Regions from separate parts of the Homo sapiens genome. Here region 1 is linked to region 2. A link is an interaction called in ENCODE POLR2A ChIA-PET data of the cell type or tissue named here. Cell type or tissue: endothelial cell of umbilical vein. All regions are shown on one strand. Links, peaks and the distances in the headings refer to the core of each region. The heading gives the core; the rest is flanking DNA.

Evidence for each region. Peaks named below come from ENCODE experiments on the same cell type or tissue, not always from the same donor. Only the 100,000 strongest peaks of a DNase experiment are listed, where the experiment ranks them.
Region 1: POLR2A ChIA-PET joins it to region 2 with 9 read pairs; 7 of 35 experiments call an interaction of 5 or more read pairs at or near these places.

The regions. Positions count from the first base shown.
Region 1 is chr7:105,578,426-105,583,798 of GRCh38, forward strand. It overlaps EFCAB10 (EF-hand calcium binding domain 10), which reads right to left and starts at 3,068. Exons shown (of 5, transcript NM_001355526.2): 1 at 2,933-3,068. The coding sequence starts at 3,038. It also overlaps the pseudogene YBX1P2. RefSeq lists enhancers at 2,460-2,972, 2,973-3,483. In endothelial cell of umbilical vein, for the core only: no CTCF peak of the experiment used is centred there; a DNase peak (open chromatin) is centred at 3,066; H3K4me3 peaks cover 583 bases.
Region 2 is chr7:105,636,849-105,642,221 of GRCh38, forward strand. It overlaps ATXN7L1 (ataxin 7 like 1), which reads right to left. Exons shown (of 12, transcript NM_020725.2): 6 at 2,639-2,721; 7 at 1,505-1,761. Among named protein-coding and RNA genes, the nearest start is that of EFCAB10, 58 kb to the left of the region's middle. RefSeq lists enhancers at 2,008-2,669, 4,176-5,143. In endothelial cell of umbilical vein, for the core only: no CTCF peak of the experiment used is centred there; no DNase peak of the experiment used is centred there.

The DNA of each region.
Region 1 (5,373 bases), core at 316-5,315, 58 kb before region 2:
CCAATAATAATTCCAGAAAGATATAGGTAAGGAAAATAAGAAAAATACTTCCTAGACCTGAAAGAAAAATATCTCCAAATTTAATAAGACCATAAAGTACCTAGAGCACAAACATTAACAGCAACCACAACAAAACCATTCCAAGGCATATATTTAGGACACCAGGGATAAGATAAAAAGACAATCCTAAAAAGTTTCTGGAAAGAATAAACTTGCCTCATAGCCAGATCAAGTATCTGATGACATATGACATCAGAATTCTTCAGAGCAACATGAGAAATTAGAAGACAATGGGGCAATGCCTTAAAAATTCTGAGGGCAATATGTTCCAAGTTAAAATTGTGTCCACTCTTATTTTATTTTATGAGACAGAGTCTCACTCTGTTGCTCAGGCTGGAGTGCAACAGTGAAATCTCAGCTCACTGTAACCTCTACTTCCCAGGTTCAAGTGATTCTCCTGCCAGAGTCTCCCTAGTAGCTGGGACTAGAGGCACATGCCACCATGCCTGGCTAATTTTTGTATTTTTAGTAGAGATGGGGTTTCACCATGTTGGCCAGGCTGGTCTCTAGCTCTTGACCTCAAGTGATCCACCCGCCTTGGCCTCTCAAAGTGTTGGGAGGTGTGAGCCTCCGTGCACAGCCTCCACTCTATTAAAAAGTTTTGAATGTAGGAACTCACATTTTTATATACGTGTGTTCCCAAAATCTTTACCCCTCAAAGCACGCTCTCTCAGGAAGCCACTAAAGGATATGCTCCACCAGAAGAAAGCGGTAAAGCAAGAATGAGGGATTACTGGCTGTGCCATAAAACAGGCTCTGAACACTAGAAAGGCGAGGAGTCGTCTTAGGATCAGAGTGAGGGGAAGCCGTGAATAACCACTGTGTAGCTATCAGTCCAGACTGGAGCAGGAAGACACACAGCTGGGGGTACGGGGTTTGGGTGGTGGTGGTGGGGGTAATTACCCAATGAATGCAAATGTAATGAGAGGACAGCTGTACTGTGGCAAAAGAGGGTATGGATGAATTAGTGATGATCACACAAATTTAAGCCAAAAATGTAAATATATTATTAACCAGGGAAAACAACAAGGGAAATATAATCAGCATACTATAAGGATTATAGATACTTGCCTAACAATATTAAAAATTCTGAATACTGAGGATATCAAAATTGTGATCTAAATTTATCTGGAAGATGGGTGTGAGTGGGAACAGGTGTATGAGGTGTGTGTTTAAGAAAGGCGCATTTTCATCTTCCACAGCATAAAGCTAGTATCTAACCTAGAGGGAAAAACATTAAGCAGCAGCAATATAGGCCTGTTATTTAGAAATCTCAAGATAAATAGCAAAGAATATTGCTAAAAGAGTTGAAATTATTCTGTGCAGAAGCTGGGGATAGCAACAGGAATGCTGTTATTATAAGCTTTGGAGTACTTTTCAATTTTTAAACCCCATACATCCACTTCAATAAAAATGAAATTTAAAAATAAATGTTGACAAATATTTTATATAACGAATGTAACATAATATATCCCTTGTTATGATGAAGAAAATTAACATTTGTCTTTATTTTTAGTTTTTTTTTTGAGAAGGTGTTTTACTCTGTCACCTGGCTTGAGTAGCAATCTCCGCTCAATGCAACCTCCGCCTCCCAGGTTCACGTGATCCTCCCACATCAGCCTCTTGAGTAGCTGGGATTATAGGCACGCACCACCACGTGCAGCTAAGTTTTTTTATTTTTAATAGAGATGGGGTTTTGCCATGTTGCCCAGGCTGGTCTATGAACTCCTGAAGTCAAGTGATCTGCCCACCACAGCCTCCCAGAGCGTTGGTATTATAGGCGTGAGTCACCGCCCCCAAGGAGCTTCACGAATAGCTGGGATTACAGGCATGCGCTACCACACCCGGCTAATTTTTTGTATTTGTAGCAGACACGAGGTTTCACCATGTTGGCCAGGCTGGTCTCAAACTCCTGAACTCAAGTGATCCACCCGCTTCGGCCTCCCAAAGTACTGGGATTACAGGCCTGAGCCACTGCTCCTGGCCTATTTTTTATTTTTATTTTTATTTTTGAGATAGGATCTCGCTTTGTCGCCCAGGCTGCAGTGGCGCCATCTCGTGCCCGGCCTTTTTTTTTCTTTCTAATATTTGTTTTAATACTTTAAAACAACTAGCAAGAACTCTGTCTCCTATACATGATATTGGTTGGGTGTTTTTTGGCAAAATTGGAATGTTTGGTATTTCCACTTCCTTACACAGAAGCAAATGGACAATTTTGGCATTTCGGACGCTCCATATGGAGGTCGGCAAATTACAATTCTGCACCCTGGGGAGGACATAAAACCATTTTCACCTAAATATAACTTTTAAATGACACACCACTCCCAAATTACAAAACGATTCAAATTTTGTAGGGGGTTCAGATGTGTAAAAAAAGTCAGGAAAAGCGATCCCCTCTAGAACATCTTCTATCCTACCCTATCAATTGTTTAGTTGCCAGATTAAAAACTTTGGCCGTGCGCGGTGGCTCACGCCTACAATCCCAGCACTTTGAGGCGCCGAGGCGTGCAGATCACCTGAGGTCAGGAGTTCGAGACCAGCCTGACCAACATGACGAAACCCTGTCGCTACTAAAAATACAAAAATTAGCCATGCATGGTGGCGGGCGCCTGTAATCTCAGCCACTCAGGAGGCTGAGGCAGGAGAATCGCCCCTGAGAATCGCCACCAGGAGGTGGAGGTTGTAGTGAAATGAGATCACGCCATTGTACTGCAGCCTGAGGGACTTTTATTGAAGGCCGCAGAGTTAATCAACAGCAGAAGGGCTCACGTGGCTGGGAGGCAGTGGAAAGCGAATGTGTAAGAGGGGGGTTTCGTGTGGGAAGCGAACCCCACATGGAGGTATGGCTGTACCGGGGCATGGGGGCCCTTACCCGGCCGAAAGAAAAGGAGGGCGCTGGTGAGGTAGCTAACCACCTCCTTGATCTGATGCTTTTCCAAATACTCCGCGGCTTGGAGCTCCCTGCTGCTGGTCTCCATCGCTCCGCGTCCCGCTGTTGCTAGGCGACTGCCTGGCGTCTCAGCCGTGCGACTCTGTCTCCCTCTACCCGGCGCGGTCACGTGACACGCCTGACTGCCCTGTGGCTGCGACCCGGACCTGGAATTTCTAGAGCTCACGGTTCAGGGCAAGCCTGGGGCATGTAGCAGGGCAGAGAGGGCAGGTGAGGTGTGGACCAACGTCACTGTCCGCGATCCAGGCTTAGGGCTGGGCCCAGGTGCCTTTTTCCATCTCTCTCTAGCACCTAGCTCGGTACTTGTTGATCCAATGATTAACAAGGCTTGAAGTGCTGGCATCACAACTCAGCATGAACTAATAACAGAAGGAACTTGTGCAATTTTGAGGGTGCCCAGTGGAGAGTTCTTTTTATTATTATTATTTAAGACCTTTATTAACAGGTGCTTGCAGTTTGTTGACTTTTTTGAAAAAATCAAGTTGTAAACTTTTATTACAAATTAAAAATAAAGTGCTTAAAAATCTCATCTTGACCAGATATGAAACAATTTAAAAACCTTTAAAGGCGTATTGAGAAAAACAAGGCTTTTTAAAAAAAACACGTTTGTTATTACCAAAAAGAGACATATTTAGGTAAAAATAATAAAAACCCCATGCTGCATAGATAATGCAGATAGTTCTATTTATCTGGTCAACGGGCAAAAAGCAAGCACTTAAGGTCTTCAGCTCCAATCTTTTGTTCATTTCTTATTGCTGGAATTTCATATTTCTTCTTGTTGGATGACTAAACCGGATGATGGTAGAGATGGTAAGCCGGCATTTACTCAGCCCCGCCCTGCTCAGCCTCGGGAGCAGACGAATTCTCAGCTGGTGGATTGGCTGATTTTGTCTCTTTGCCATCTTGTGATTTAGGGTTTTCTGGGCATCTGCGTTGGTAATTGAAGTTGCTGCGGTACCGACGTTGAGGTGGCTGCTGACCCTGGGTCTCATCTCCTTGATTTTATCTTCTTCATTGCCGTACTCTCTAGGCTGTCTTTGGCAAGGAGGGCCCCTGCGGAATCGTGGTCTATATCCCCGATACATATTCTGCCTCACTGGTCTACCTTGTTCTCCTGCACCCTGGTTGTCAGCACCCTCCATCACTTCTCCCTGCACAGGAGGGCTGGAATACTGTGGTCGACACCCATAGGGTCTCCGCATGTAGTAAGGTGGGAACCTTTGCCTGCGGTAGGGCCGGCATTGTTGGGCCTGGCCTTCGGGAGCATTCTCCGATCCCTCGGTCTTTTCCCCACTCTCACTGTTCTGGTAATTTTGCTGGTAATTGCGTGGAGGACCCCTATGACGTGGATAGCGTCTATAATGGTTACGATCTGCTGCATATTTACCGCCTTGAACTCGAACACCACCAGGATCTGTAACATTTGCTGCCTCCGCACCCTCTTCTCCTTCAACAACATCAAACTCCACAGTCTCTTCATCTCCTACACTGCGAAGGTACTTCCTGGGGTTATTCTTTATGGCAGTCTGGTGTACAAATACATCTTCCTTGGTGTCATTCCTGTTGATGAAACCATATCCGTTCCTTACATTGAACCATTTTACTGTTCCCAAAACCTTCACTGCGATGACCTTCTTGTCCACGCTGGCAGGCGCCGCCGATGTGAGGCCGCCCGGACCACCGCTCCCTGCGCAGCTGCCCGTAGTGCCGGGCTTGGTGTCGGCGGCGCTGAGGGCGGGGGCGGCGGGGGGACGGGAGGGGGGCGGTGGGGGGAAAGGCGGGGGCGGCGGGTGGCTGCTGGGTCTCGGCCTTGCTGCTCATTGGTTGCGGTGATGGAGACTGGGGCCGGCTGCGGCAGCTGCGGCTCCTCCCGTGGTATGACGGTAACTAGGCCGGCAGCGGCGGGGCTGCTCAGGGTTCTCTGGGGTCCGCTCTCCGGGGTCCGCTCTCCGCTCCCGCTACCGATCGAACTCCCCAGTGGAGAGTTCTAAGTGGCATCTCTGGTGTGAGCGGCCTGCAGGCATGGCGCTGGCCACCAGTCAGGAAGGTCTTGGCCTGTTGGCTCGACTGGGTTGTGGGCCACAGAGCAGCCTGGATCCTGAGCTTCAACCCCTGTTTGCTGGAGCTGGTTTTATGAGATGGAGACCACCTGACATATTTATTTATTTATTTAGAGACGGATTTTCGCTCTTGTCGCCCAGGCTGGAGTACAATGGCGTGACCTTGGCTCACTGCAACCTCCACCTCCCAGGTTCAAGAGATTCTCCTGCCTCAGCCTCCCAAGTAGCTGGGATTACAGGCAGGCACCACTACACCCTAATTTTTTTTGTATTTTTTAGTAGAGATGGGGTTTCACCATCTTG
Region 2 (5,373 bases), core at 236-5,235:
GTCTACTTTCCTATCAGGTACCCATAATAAGGTTGTGCTGGAATGAAAATGTTCGATAGCTACAAAGAAGTTTAAAAGTCGCTGTATATACAATTGAAGCCCCTTCCAGAAGTTTGGAACGGAATTGTTGCCTCAACTCTAAAACAAGGGTAATATCCCTAACCAACACCCCACATGACAGTGAGAAGTCATTATAAAATGATCTTGCAAAGTGAGGGGTGGCCAGGAAAGTAGCATGTCAACGGTGACAGTAACGCCACGATGGTGAGCATGATGGAAGTGTTGGGGATGGCAATTCCATCTGACCGCGTCCTCCTGAATGCCTGAGGCTGAGCTCGGCCATAATGACAGAGGGACTCTGGCTGTCAAACTAGGTCAGGCTTGCACCAACATGGAAGGCATCAGGGTGAGAGCCTGGCAGATCAGGAGCCACTGCTATCAAATATTTGTTTTTGCTTTAAAAATCAACTCCCTCCCCTTCTTTTACGACTATGTCCTCTTAAAGCCTATTTGCTACCCGTTGAGATTCACACTGTATGCATAAAAAACATCAGATAATACCGTTATCTGCACTTCTCACTGAGTATTATTAATGTTTCCTTTTTATAAAAATTATGGATACTTGTACCTCATTCTTTTAAACTCTAAATTCCTGAAAAGCGGGGTCTAGCTTCATTAATCTCTGTACCCCTGCCTGAGAGTACCTAACATGGAATCTTGCTTATGGAGCGAGCACTCAATAAATATTTTTGAATAAGTGGTTCTCTGTCGCATTATTTGGGAATTGAGCTTCTGCCCATCAAAATGGACATGCATGGATTTTAAATTACTTTTAATCCAAATGAGTGTTAATTCTGTTTTCTATTTTTTCATTTCTGTCCAGGACAACCACATAGAACCCCAAACAGGTGGCCCAGAAGAGTAGCTTTCCTGGTGTGGAGAGACATGTAAGGACAAACAACCTCTGCTATGCCAATTTCCCCTTTCATCCTGATGATAGGAGAGCGTGCAAAACAAATATCGTGGCAACTGGACTAGCATGGTGCAGTGAGCGTCTAAGAGGTGCTAACGACCTATTCACCTGGGTTTCCCTACTCCGCTCCAGGAATCGTCAACTAATATAAAAGCCCAGGCAGCCAGGAAGTCACCTGGCGGCTGATGTGTCACAGTTTCAGGTATTTATTTCCAGCTTACTCTTGCTGTGTAAAAACACACACTGTCTGATATAAGATCTGCTTGTCTGCCATGAAGTCCGCTGCTGCTGACAATGATGATGACAGTGATGATAATAATGATGACAGCAGTAAAATCTGTTGAACACTATGTGGCAAGCACTGGGCTGGGCCTCTTATGTACATTATCTCATTTAAACTTTACTACTTGCCTTAGGAAGTAGTACTATTATGATTTCCATTTAACATATAATCAGACCACATGCCACAGACCCAGCAAGCTAGTCACTTGACCAAGCATTCAGGGCTTCTATCGTCAAGGTGGTACTTACCTAGGAAGTACAGAGTTGGGTGGTCTGGATTTTGCAGGGGATGCAACTTTTGGTTCTGGCCCAGAGCTCCCTGAAGACCCTAGCAGAGAATCCTGTGCCGGCCCGGATTGGCTTGGAAGTATTTCCCTCGTGGAAGTCAGGAGATGCTCTTTATCTTTAACTTCTTTTTCCCGGGACTTTGCTTTGTGTTCTGCCAGGAGGAGGTCAAATTGCTTTTTCCGGCCTGGGACTGCCCTCCGATGGCTTAGCGAATGTGTCTAAGGAGAAGAGAAATGAAAAGCACAGCCTCTTTGATCAGCACATAAACCTGCTTCCCCAGGCCCTCCATTTCAGAAATAGCAATTCATGGAAATTTAGAGGTGCTTGAAAAGTCAACTTCAAGGCAACAGCTCCTGTTCTGTGGCTAGGAAGAGGCAGAGACCACACGAACGCAACCATGCCCTACACTCCTGGTGTTAAGAAGCCAAAGCTTCCTCCAAAAAATGGCATAGGATGACGAGCTTCAGCGCAGAACCCATGAAAACCTCTCTGATGAAAGGCAACTGCGAGGGAATGCTAGAGTTAATCCAGGTGCAGGTGGGAGGCTCGATTCGGCCCAGACAAACAGAGCCACCAAGCAGAGAGGGCCATCGCCTTGATCCCAAGAAGCACTAGCAGTTCAGCATGAAATACAGGGCTTTGGGCGACCCAATGGCGGCCGCCTTGGGTCAGCTGTTCCCCTGGCCACCCCGGTGTGGCTGGATCAGGGGCGCGGCATATCATCCTCCCCTCCAGGGCTGCCTTTCAGGGCGCTGCCGCCGCCGCCGCCGCCGCTGCCGCTGCTCCTGCATACATTAAAACGTAGCAGGCTTTAGAACCGCCTGTGAGTGCCTATAAATACAATTTACTGTCTGGCCTCACAAGTAACAGGGGAAGCCTAGTTTTTTTTTTTTTTTTTTTCTCCTTCTTAAAAAGCCAGCCAGCTTGAGGCAGGCACTCTGCTACCATGGACGAGAAGAAAGCATTTCCCTTACAAAGAACAGCTGGGGGTCATGTCGAGGTTCCACACCCTGCCGTGTGCAGAGAGTGGCATGCAAACATTTCGACAAAGGCCCCAGCGAGAGCAGGAAGTATTTTTTATGGAAAGAGAAATACCTTGCAGGTGAGGGATCTTGTGCAAGGTTTCTTTGTCTCGGGATCCAATACTCCACAGTGTTTATTTGGGTCAAATTCTCTCTCTGGTTTAAGAAACAAACAAAAAATATAAGAAAAAAGGAGACTAAATAGGATTTGGCATTAAGACTACATTTTTTAAAAAATGCACATTTGCACCAACAAGTGAGACATTGTCAGGCAATCTGTTTTTTGTTTTTTTGTGTTTTGTTTTCTCAACCAGCTGCTAAAAGTCTTCCAGAACCGCTCGGGGAAAATGGTGCTCCCCTCTGAACCCAGAGTTCCCAAGTCTAGCTTCGGCAGCACCGCCGAACGCAGCACAAGGCTCGGGGAATAGGGCGGGAGCAGGCACCGAAGGGAAGGAGAGGAGCCGTGCTGCTCTTAATGCTCTTAACGCTTTATTTTACTTGCAATGGTTCCACAGGTCCTTGGCATTTGGGCATAGCTGGCTGCAGACCAGGGAGAGCCACCTGAGACCCAACGACCCCTTTCCTGGGCTGCTCCAAGAGTACAGACACCCTGACTCCAGCTCCTGCCTTCCTGCTAGTTTTAGCCATGTAAATGGGAGATTACTCCTTGACATGTCAGAGTGACCTGCCTCTCTCATGCTTGACAAAGCTCTCGGCGCAGGCTTTGCACACAGCCTTGCTGACCACAAACACCATTTACCTGATTGAGGGGCACTCTAGCAGTGTTACAGGCAGGGGCAGGGGAGAAGGCTGAACTTGAAGGTGCAGAGAGGGCAGGGGCCTGCTAATCTCACAGCTGCTCCCCGCCCCCACTGCCCTGGGTCTGATGCTTCACGTGGGAATAAAACGGGGCAGGCTGCCCCACCAGGATGAAGGATGTCTGTGCGGAGAGGCCAGGCTTCCCCAGCTCCTGCCTTCCAGTTGACTGTGGACAGCTTGTGCGGAGGTTACTTCTAAGGAGCCTGCTCTTTCTATACCCATCTTGGGTCCTTCACCCCTGCCAGGAAGACAATCATGCTGTCCTCACCTTAAAAATGAGGGGATGTGAGGTGATCTCTTTTTTTCATTTTTATTTTTTGAGACAGGGTCTCGCTCCGTTACCCAGGCTGAAGTGCAGTGGTGGGATCACAAGGCTCACTGCAGCCTCGACCTCCTGGGCTCAAGCCTCAACCTCCTGAGTAGCTGGAACTAGAGGCATGCACCACCACACCTGCCTGATTTTGTTATTTTTTGTAGATACAGGGTCTCACTATATTGCCCAGGGTAGGTGATCTCTTAAGGATCTTTTGGGCTTTAAAATTCCACCTCTTGGATGGCCTGTGCCGTTTCTGGAAGGCACCGAGCAAACACATAAGTCCTGCAGAGCAGGAATGACACAGCCCTCTGGGCATGTGGGTAGACTGGCAGCAGTGTTGCTGGTGGTAGAGGGTGTACAGAAATTGGTGGTATCTCCTTAAGACCCTTGAATGGCTGCAAACTCAAAAAAGGTTCCTAGCTGGAAAACTGTCTGAAATTGGTGGAGTAAACTCCGAGCATATAACAATGCTCAGATTATACCATAATAAATGAATGTATTCTATTTTCAAAAGCTTTGAGGGTCATGGGGAGGTTGCAATGGTGTTACTGATGATATGCACAAGAAAACTACTCTATACCCAAGACAGATTCCCTGGCTGGTTACCAAAATGCCTCCCCCCTTTTTTTGCTTTTTGTCTGCCTTTTCTCTCTCTCTCTCTCTCTCTTTTTTTTTTTTTTTTTTTTTTTTTTTTTTAGCTTCACTTAGAAAAAAAACCTGCTAGGCCTGGAGATGCTGGTTTGCTCGGAGCCCTCTCTGGCCAGGCTGCCTGGTGTGGTGTTTTTTTTTTGGGTCTGTCAGAGTCAGGCCTGTGCCTGGTCCCACACCAGCGCCTCATGTCGACCTGGAGCTGAGCAGGCTGTTGGCTGAGGGTAGGAGCTGGCTGCCAAATGTGAAAGTGAGGCAGAAACAAGCAAAAGACCCGACGAAACAAGACAACCCACAAAATGCAAAAACAATGTGCGGCAAAAAAATCCCCAGACAACTTCAGATGGGGTTACAGGCTGGAAGCCACGGCCGTGCTTCTGCTATGGCGAGGAGCCCTCGGCCTCCAGCCACTGTGCCCACGCCTACCGGTTTTCTGGGGATGTTGCCACCACCTCTGAAGAGTGAAACCAAGCTTTCCATGCAGGAAGAGCCAGGTGCTGGGGGCTCCCGCCCGAACTGTGAGGCCCACAGTGCTTAGGGAGAGCACCAGGCTCTACCTTTCTTTCTTGACAGTGGGTGAGCAGCGCAGGCAGAGATGTGCAAGGTACAATGCCTGCTTTATCCGAATGCTTTGGGCTTGAGGGATTTTTCAGACATAATTTTAAAAAGAGTTACAGATGAAAGATAGAGAAACTAGAACTACAGACAAATACAGAGTAGACAATAAAAATTACCCACAATTCCTTGGGTGCTTAAAAATCAAGCTTAACCCGAGGACAGTTTCTCTGTCACAGGGTGGCTGTCACTGTATTTTACTTTCTCTGGCCACCATCAGGGAGTGCCCATGATGTAAGAAGAAGTTATGAAGTTTATAGCTTCTCCTGGTCTTTTGGAGAAAGTAAAAACTGCCACGTTTAGTTCTACAGCAGATCGATCCAAAGCAAACATTACCCACATAGGGGCCTCTAACAAATAACCATCATCCTGTGTGCCTCTTCTGGCACCCCAAGTGTCTGCTCAGACAA